Linked DNA regions of Homo sapiens: regions 2 and 3 are each linked to region 1. Evidence: chromatin contacts called from ENCODE Hi-C or POLR2A ChIA-PET data. All regions are on one chromosome and are shown on one strand. The core of a region is the stretch at or near the end of the contact, and the rest is flanking DNA. Distances in the headings are between cores, read along the strand shown.

What was found. Hi-C counts contacts between places; a loop is a spot of excess contacts on that map. ChIA-PET counts read pairs that join two places held with the same protein, here RNA polymerase II (POLR2A). Pooled maps may share reads with other maps.
Region 2: a pooled map shows a loop between it and region 1 (2.4-fold over the local background). The contact joins the enhancer-like site here to the promoter of GSTM1 in region 1. A Hi-C loop is called at or near these places in 2 of 50 pooled maps. POLR2A ChIA-PET finds 5 or more read pairs at or near these places in 2 of 52 experiments (K562 and activated naive CD4-positive, alpha-beta T cell).
Region 3: a map of CD8-positive, alpha-beta T cell shows a loop between it and region 1 (5-fold over the local background). The contact joins the promoter of GNAT2 here to the promoter of GSTM1 in region 1. A Hi-C loop is called at or near these places in 1 of 168 maps with a recorded cell type or tissue (CD8-positive, alpha-beta T cell) and 8 of 50 pooled maps. POLR2A ChIA-PET finds 5 or more read pairs at or near these places in 3 of 52 experiments (H1, activated B cell and activated CD4-positive, alpha-beta T cell).

Annotation. Positions count from the first base shown.
Region 1 is chr1:109,686,456-109,689,358 of GRCh38, forward strand. It overlaps GSTM1 (glutathione S-transferase mu 1), which reads left to right and starts at 1,362. Exons shown (of 8, transcript NM_000561.4): 1 at 1,362-1,454; 2 at 1,715-1,790; 3 at 2,218-2,282; 4 at 2,593-2,674; 5 at 2,770-2,870. The coding sequence starts at 1,419. RefSeq lists an enhancer at 1,412-1,461.
Region 2 is chr1:109,789,450-109,792,352 of GRCh38, forward strand. No RefSeq gene overlaps it. Among named protein-coding and RNA genes, the nearest start is that of EPS8L3, 27 kb to the left of the region's middle. RefSeq lists an enhancer at 1,711-1,770. Within about 2 kb of position 1,507, at least 16 of the 41 ENCODE cell types and tissues checked have a DNase peak (open chromatin) inside an H3K27ac peak, as active enhancers do.
Region 3 is chr1:109,618,197-109,621,099 of GRCh38, forward strand. GNAT2 (G protein subunit alpha transducin 2) reads right to left here and starts at 1,420. Exons shown (of 9, transcript NM_001377295.2): 1 at 1,287-1,420. It overlaps AMPD2 (adenosine monophosphate deaminase 2), which reads left to right and starts at 1,641. Exons shown (of 19, transcript NM_001368809.2): 1 at 1,641-2,082; 2 at 2,718-2,903. RefSeq lists enhancers at 808-1,338, 1,319-1,368, 1,339-1,867, 2,389-2,438, 2,398-2,903 and a silencer at 1,559-1,748.

The DNA.
Region 1 (2,903 bases), core at 112-2,611:
AGGCCTTTCCTGGGCCTTAAAGCATGACAAAACAATGAAGGAATTCTTAACAGGACCTATTTAGAATTAAACAAGTTTTATTGTGAGTCTGAAGAAACTCCCCAGGCCTCCACAAACAAGTTTATTGGGCGTCTGAAGGAACTCCCCAAACCTCCGTGATTTAGCAGGAGACAAGATAAGGGTAATCATCCCCCGCACCTGGACCCATTTAGATTAAATAAATAGACTGAGGCTCCAGAATAAGGTCCTCAGGACCCAGACCTCAGTTACAGATTAAAGAAGTTAATCACTTATGTCTTTAGATGAATGCACACTTACTTGTAGACATATACCTTAGAAGGTATATATGCTCTGGAAAACTTTGTAATATTGAGTTGGTCTGGTGGTAATTTCTAGGCCTTCTCCCTGTTACCGGTTGCAGAAATAAAACCTCTCTTCCTCCCCATTTGATCTGCATCTCGTTATTGGGCCTAGAGAAATAGCAGCCGGACCCTCAGTTTGGTCCGGGAAGTTCTTCCATCCTCCCTCGCCTGCTCTCTGTGGCCACTGCACTCACTGTTGCTGTTGCTGTTCCGGTCTCTGTGAGGTTCACCTAGTGGACTGGCTGGACATTTCTAGGGGGCACCTCAGATACCTCACCAACTTGCTGGATCTGATCCTTGGATTTCGATTCATAAATTGTGCCAAAATACGAAGTGGCTAATTTACACAGTACTTAGCCAGATGACCGAAGGACTCAGTACCCGAGGGCCCCTAACAGAAAACACAGACCACATTTCCTTTACTCTGGCCCTTTTCCTGGGGGTCCTTCCTATACCACTGACACTGTTCCTGTGTAGGCGGGGCTAGAGGGGAGACTAAGCCCTGGGAGTAGCTTTCGGATCAGAGGAAGTCCTGCTCTTACAGTGACAGGGGCTGAATTAAATTCCCAGGTTGGGGCCACCACTTTTTAGTCTGACCCCTGCAGCCGGAGTCTCCCAGAGCCCTTGGGAACTCGGCAGCGGAGAGAAGGCTGAGGGACACCGCGGGCAGGGAGGAGAAGGGAGAAGAGCTTTGCTCCGTTAGGATCTGGCTGGTGTCTCAAGCGCACAGCCAAGTCGCTGTGGACCTAGCAAGGGCTGGATGGACTCGTGGAGCCTCAGGGCTGGGTAGGGAAGCTGGCGAGGCCGAGCCCCGCCTTGGGCTTCTGGGCGCCCTGACTTCGCTCCCGGAACCCTCGGGCCTGGGAGGCGGGAGGAAGTCTTACTGAGTGCAGCCCCAGGCGCCCTCTCCCGGGCCTCCAGAATGGCGCCTTTCGGGTTGTGGCGGGCCGAGGGGCGGGGTCGCAGCAAGGCCCCGCCTGTCCCCTCTCCGGAGCTCTTATACTCTGAGCCCTGCTCGGTTTAGGCCTGTCTGCGGAATCCGCACCAACCAGCACCATGCCCATGATACTGGGGTACTGGGACATCCGCGGGGTGAGCGAGGGTCCGCTGGACGGTGGGACGAGGGCGCAGGGGAGGGAAGTGCGAAGCAGCTGCGGGACGGACTCTAGGGACCGTTCCTCTTCAGGGCTGCCCGCCTCAGAAGGGCCTGTGCATGCCGCTGTGTGTGTGTTGGGGGTGTGGGCGGGTAGAGGAGGCAACGGGTACGTGCAGTGTAAACTGGGGGCTTCCCTGGTGCAGACAAAGTCAGGGACCCTCCATCTCTGACGCGACCTGCGGGCCATCTCTCCCAGCTGGCCCACGCCATCCGCCTGCTCCTGGAATACACAGACTCAAGCTATGAGGAAAAGAAGTACACGATGGGGGACGGTAATGGCACCCTCGTGTTCGGGCTCTGCCCACTCACGCTAAGTTGGCACCAAGCAACCCATGGTGGCCACCTGTGGCTGCCTCTGCAGGCCTCCCCTGCTGGAGCTGCAGGCTGTCTCTTCCCTGAGCCCCGGTGAGGGAGCCCTCTGGCCTTGCAAGGCAGAATGCTGGGGTGGGATGCTGGGCCCCCTGTCTAATTGGGACGGGTGTCCCTCAGGGCTTGCCTAAACCCTGGAAGCCTTAGCTGTGTGGGGTCCAGAGCCCTCAGCGGGATTCTTTGTCCCTGAACCCTGGGATGTGGGACTGAGTGGTCAGATTCTAGATCCACCTGTCTCAGGGATCTTGCCACTGGCTCCGTGGGAGGGTCCCCGGGAAGGAGGGCTGGGCTCTGGGGAGGTTTGTTTTCACTTCTTCTTCCCCACCACAGCTCCTGATTATGACAGAAGCCAGTGGCTGAATGAAAAATTCAAGCTGGGCCTGGACTTTCCCAATGTAGGTGCAGGGGAAGGGGCGGTTTTGGGGGAAAGTGCAACGTGTCTCTGACTGCATCTCCTCTCCCCAGCTTAGAGGTGTTAAGATCAGGAGTCTTCTGCCCAATTCCTCTCACTCCTGGCTGTCTAAACAGTCCTTCCATGATGTTCTGTGTCCACCTGCATTCGTTCATGTGACAGTATTCTTATTTCAGTCCTGCCATGAGCAGGCACAGTGAGTGCCCGGTCTCCTCTCTGCTCTTGCTTATGGGAAGGGGATGCTGGGGAGCCTGGTGGCCCAACTGAGCTTCGCCGGTTTCCCATCCATCCAGCTGCCCTACTTGATTGATGGGGCTCACAAGATCACCCAGAGCAACGCCATCTTGTGCTACATTGCCCGCAAGCACAACCTGTGTGAGTGTGGGTGGCTGCAATGTGTGGGGGGAAGGTGGCCTCCTCCTTGGCTGGGCTGTGATGCTGAGATTGAGTCTGTGTTTTGTGGGTGGCAGGTGGGGAGACAGAAGAGGAGAAGATTCGTGTGGACATTTTGGAGAACCAGACCATGGACAACCATATGCAGCTGGGCATGATCTGCTACAATCCAGAATTTGTGAGTGTCCCCAGTGAGCTGCATCTGACAGAG
Region 2 (2,903 bases), core at 257-2,756, 100 kb after region 1:
ATCCCACCCCCTCAGAGAGATCATTTTGCTCTCAGTCAGTCAGCAAGCATTTACTGAGCTGTAGAGATATCCTGGCTGAGAGCTCAGGCTCTGAAGCCTGACGCCTGGGGCTACAGAAATGAAACCCTCCCGTCCCCTGCTCACCTCTGGTGCACCTGGAGCATAAAGAGAAAAGGCAAAGGCTCCACCGCTGGATGCTGGCTTCACTTTGGCTTCTCCCTGCTGCCTAGTTACTGAGAAGAAAAAAAATACGGCAGGAAGCCCCATATAGACCATTTTTTCCCTCTGTTCTGTGCAAGAGTTACCTTGGTAGTCTTCAGGTGACTCAGCACTGGGGTTTACTATGGAGGGTGGGTCTGGGGGTGGCGAAGGGGAGCAGCTTTCTGGGGACTTTCAGACACAGGAGTAAGGAGGCCATTTGTGTTTTGGGGTCTGTAAAGAAGGAGCCCCAACCCCAGTGTGGATCCTGGGGAAGGAAAAGGGACTCAGACTCTGACCGCAAGGGGTGGACCTGAAGCCCCAGCAAACTGTCAGCCATCCTCTGCCATCCTTGAAGTCAGCCCCCAGAAGATGCATGTGGCCTGTGTGGTGCTCTGGTTGGCACAGGACACTCAGCCTTCTGACCACGTGGGAGCAGTTATCCACAGGTGCCACCTCAGTGGGAACGGGTCAGCGTCCTGGTTCTCCTGGCCAAGGTGCAGAAGTTGGAGCCTCTACCTCCCCCTCCACTTTTTGAGTACATGAGACCTGGAGGTTCTTGGGCAATTTGAAAGGAGAGGAAGATTCCAGAGGAAGGTATGTTTTTCTTTCAAGTATAGTAAATTAGGTCTGGATGGTTTTAATTGAAATTATACAAATCGAAGAAATGCAATAGTATTTGTACCTCCAATATCTGCTATCACTCAGTGGTCACAAAAACATCAGTTCCTATTTATCAAAAGCTTATGGTATGCCAGGTCTCCCATTTACATTGTTTTATTTAATCTTCAGGACAAGGTAGGTACTTTCTGTCACCATTTTACAGATGAGAAAACTGAGGCTCTCTACAGAGAGGTTAACTAACTTTCCCAAAGTCACACAGATAGCAAAGCTGTGGATTGGGCTTATAACCCACATGTCTTTCACTCCAAAGTCCTTCGACCACAAGGTCCACTCTATTGCTCTGTCTGGGGGTTCTCTGAATCTGTGGGGACCCCAGAAGATATGGACCTGCAGGGAGAAGCCATGGGATCTGGAGGCCCAAGGCCTAAGGAGACCGTGGGGCCTCCTTCAGGTAACTGTCTTCGGCAGCAGCTGCATCCCATTACACTGTGGACAGCAGTCTTTAGAAAGCCACCTTCTCCTGGGCTGCAAAGGAACAGGGTGACCACAGCCTATGAACCCTTGGGGCCCCTTGAGTTCCCACTGCCTGCCCGGCAGGGTTTCACAAACGCATTGACATTGATGTTGACAGGGCAGCCTGTGTGGAGGGTGCAGGAAGCCCAGAGGCCTGTGGCTGCCAGCATTGCTCAGAGTTTCCGCTGAGCTCTTCCTGCAGGGCCCTCCTCAGGGCTCTGCTAGCCAGCGCCCCCTGTCTTGAGGCCTTCGTGGACCCCAGCTGGCTCTGAGACAAGCTCAACTGACTCCAGGGCCTCTGAAGGGCTAGGAAGGCCCCATTTTCTGGGTGCCGAGCCTTGGGTTAGCTTCAGAGGCCCTGGTGATAGCCTCAGGATATCTGAAGGTTTCTTAGGACCAACGCCACCAGGTGGGACAGAGGCAGTGCTACTTCCAGTCAGAAGATCCAAGTTCCACTCTCAGATCCAACACTCGCTGGTTCTGCAACCTCAGGCGGGTGTCTTTCCCTCACCGAATTCCCTCCCCTATCTACCTCACAGGGCTGTTTAAAACCCTTGGCAACAGGAAAACACTCGGCCAGTATTGGTGGCCCTAGTAAGGCTGTGGGCTGACTGTGGGCCTGCCCCTAATTGGTCTTCTCACCTGGAAACTCAGCGAAGAGGCTGGACTTATGGGTTCCAGAAGAGGGGCAGGGCATTCCAGGAGGAGAGAGGGCTGAGCCCAGGCACAGAGTTCAGAACACACAGGAAAGAATTGAGCTCTGTGCCAGAAACTGTTCTAAGCATTTTACACATAATAACTCATTTACCTCTCTCATCGTTCCCATGAGGTAGGCATTACTTCACCCCATTTTACAGATGAGGCAATGGAGGCACAGAGGGGTAAAGTAACTTGCTCAAGATCCCATCGCTAGAAGTGGGGAGCCAAGATTTGGACCTGGGCAGTCTGGGAGGAGACCACCAGTGGAGGCAGCGGTGGTGGGACTGGAAAGGTTGGGAGAAACGCCAGGGACTGGGCCGCATCTGCCCTGCTCACTGCTGCAAGGCCAGCGCCCAGAGCAGTGCTTAGCACATAGTAGGTGTTCTTAGCCTGTTCCTGATACATGAGCTCCGCAGGTGTGGCTACCTTGCTTGTCTGGGGACGCTGACATTTCACACAACACAGAGAGGTTGGGGTTGCTGCCTCTGCCTTTGGGCTGAGATTCAGCCCTTTTCAGTGGGGCTATTGGACCCCTACAGCGGGAGGGCCCCTTGTAGGAAGGCAGAAATTTAAAATCGTTCCTTAATCTCCCTTTGGCCCCCTCCTGTTAGGGCCAGCCTCGCCTCCTGTACCTCCCTGGGGAGTGTTTTTAGCTCCCAGAACTTGGGATCCAGGTGGGCTGGGGGGCTGGGGGAATGCAGACAAACGGAGAAGCATGTTCGCTGCCGGCAGAGGCTGCTGAGAGACCAGCCTGTTTGCATGGCTGGAGCGCTGGGGGCTGGTGAGAAAGGAAGCTTCCTACTCTGCAGCACTCAGACCCCACTAGGAATGTGGCTTGGGGCCAGGATCCCTCTGGGCAAGAAAGGATG
Region 3 (2,903 bases), core at 170-2,669, 68 kb before region 1:
GTGTTTCTTTTCTACCCATGTATATCACATAAGTAGGACCATACTGTGTATAGTGTTTTGCATCCATTCTTTTACCTAACTTTATATTGTAAACATTTCCACATCATTAAACATTTCTCCAAGAACAATTTTTAATGGCTGTATTTCATGGTATGAATATTACATAAACATTCCCCTATTGTTCGACCTTTAAAGTATCTAACTTTTCTATGCAATACACATTGTGGTGCTGAACAACTTTTTGCATACATATTTTTCTGGCAGCTCTTTTTAGAAAAACAACTTCCAGAAAGTTGATTACTGGGTCAAATAATAAGAACCTTTTTGAAAATTTTGATTCTATATTACCAGATGGCTTTCAGAAAGATTATATCAGTGTTCAAGGCCACCAGTAATGTGTTTGTGCACATGTACGTGTGTGTGTGTCTCCCATCTCACTAACTATACCCTTGCCAACCTGCATTAGCGTTTATTTTTTGGTTTTTTGTTTTTTAGTCTTTGCTATTTTGATTAGGTAAACCTGGTTATCTCTGTTCTCTTTTTAGTTTTATGGATTCTGTGTGAGGTGAAGAGGCCAAGTTTTTTTTAAGTTTGTTCAGGGAACAGTAGCCAGGGATCAATGGAAGTGGCACCAGATGCAGGTGGAGAAAAGGGTTCAGGGTCCAGAATCCAGCGTGGGGAGAGAAGAGGGAGGCAGAGTTTGGGAAGGATCTCTGCTGTGGGAGTGGTAAGAACTGGGAGGAGCCAGACAAACAGCATTAGAACAACTGGGTGTGGGGGGCAAAGGCCTCCCACAAGAGGGAAAATAGGGAAGAGATTAATTCCTGCTAATGCATTTAATTATATTCAGTGAAGTCTTAGGGACTTCCCTCCACAAGTTCCCTTTAGGTCGGATTATCTACCCCTTGGCAGTGGGGATGCTTGTTGGATAGACCCCAGAACGGCTGCAAGTGAATCAACCTGTGAGTGTCAATAGAGAACCAAGGCCAAGGCTAAAGCAATGGTAATACATGAATACTGAGTACTAACTACAGGCCAGGCACAGTTCTAAGCAGTTAACTTATATTAACTCATTTATCTTAACCACCATATAAAGCAGGTACTCTTACACTCATTTTACAGACGAAATAGAAGCACAGAGAAGTTAGGTAACTTGCCCAGTATCAGTCAGGAAGTAGGTGAAATCTGGATTTGAACCCAGACATTCTGGCTAGAGTTAAAGCTCTTAACCACCAAATACAGAAATGTGGGAAGGGGAGCCAGAATTGCAGGGCACAGCCTCCTACCTACGCCGGCCGGAAGAAAACAGACGACCAAGTGAGATTGCAGGGGCAGGACTTCTGCTTAAAATGAATCCTGGGACAATGATAACAGCTACCTTTCACTGGGCCCTCACTTCGTGCCAGGCACTGTGTAAAGGGACTTTACGTTTAATCTTCACAGTAACCCCTTTGAGTGAGGTACTGTCATTACCCCATCTTACTGATGAGGAAGCTGACGCACGGAACTGGCCCAAGACCCAGGGTCGGCTCAGGCCAGCCCTACCGCGGTGTGGTGGCTGCCCACGTGGCGCCCAGGAAGAGAAAAAAATGGCGAGGCGGGGTCGGCAGGCGGAGGCGGGGCCAGGCGGGGGCGGGGCCAAGGGCCGCAGAGCCTGGCGCGGAGCCGGCGAGATTTTGGTGGGGTCTCACCTGTTGCGTGACTCCCCCACAGTCCGGCCGCGGGAGTCCGACCCTGAATGCCCAGGGAGTGTTGAGAGAAATCTGGACGAGTTTCGGGTCCCGCTCCCTTGGGAGCACGTGGCCTACCAGCCTCTCGATTGCAGGGTTGGGTGGTCGCGACACCGGGGTCGCCTTGAGGCCAGTCCGGCTGCCGAGGTCTGCGGGAGTCCACCTCCGGCCAGCTGGCAATTTTGAAAGACTGCCTTACTTTCCCCATCTCAGTGCCAGGGCAGGGGCCCTTGGAGTGACTTGGCTGGGGTCTGTGGCCCGATCCCCCTGCCGTCCCTCAGGACCCGGGCTTTCTGCTGTACAGACTTCTCGTGGGCAGCCTCCCCTCGGAACTCGGGCATCATGGCCTCAGGTGAGTGTGTGTACGTGTGTTGGAGGGAGGGTCTCTGGGACAGAGAAGTGCTGTGGCCAGAGTGACAAGAGGGTGGGAGTCACAGCACAGCAGCAGGACCTAGGGAAGGCGGTCAGCTCCTCCCAGGAGGGCCTGGGGAGCAGAGCCAGAGTGTGCAGAGACAGAGGAAAAATCCAAAGAGGCTAGGGTCTCTGTCCCAGACCCCCAGACAAGGGGGTCTCCTGGCCTTCCTGCCTTCCTGGGAGGTAGCTATTTGGCGACGGTGGAATTTTCCCGGGACAGGCCCCTCCCTCCTGGGCTGGGATTCTCGGTTCTTCCCCCTCCTCCCAGAGCTGGGCTACCCCGGGAGCTGAGGGTCAGATGTGGAAGGAAAGTGGGTGCTGGGTTTTCACGGAGTATGCCTGCCCTGCCCCGGGAGGACTGTGTTTGAGCTTGGACTCGCTCGCTGCTGAATTCCTGTTTGTTATTCTTTTTTCTTCCAGGCTAGCTGGAAGGACCAGCTAGCCTGGACTTTGGCTTCTTTGCCCGGGAGCCCTGGCATGATGGGGTGAGGGCTCTTGGTGGGTTAGTGGAGAGCTGGGGGCTGGCCCTTCCCCATCTTCTTTTCTACCCACCCCCTCCCCGCCCCCCGCCAGGCCCAGCCACCATCAGTCACGTCACTCCTGGGACTGAGGAGGCAGGGGAGGGATAAGGGGCAGAGATGGAGGCCCCACTCCCCGAGGTTGCCTAGACAACATGAGAAATCGTGGCCAGGGCCTCTTCCGCCTGCGGAGCCGCTGCTTCCTGCATCAGTCACTCCCGCTGGGGGCGGGGCGGAGGAA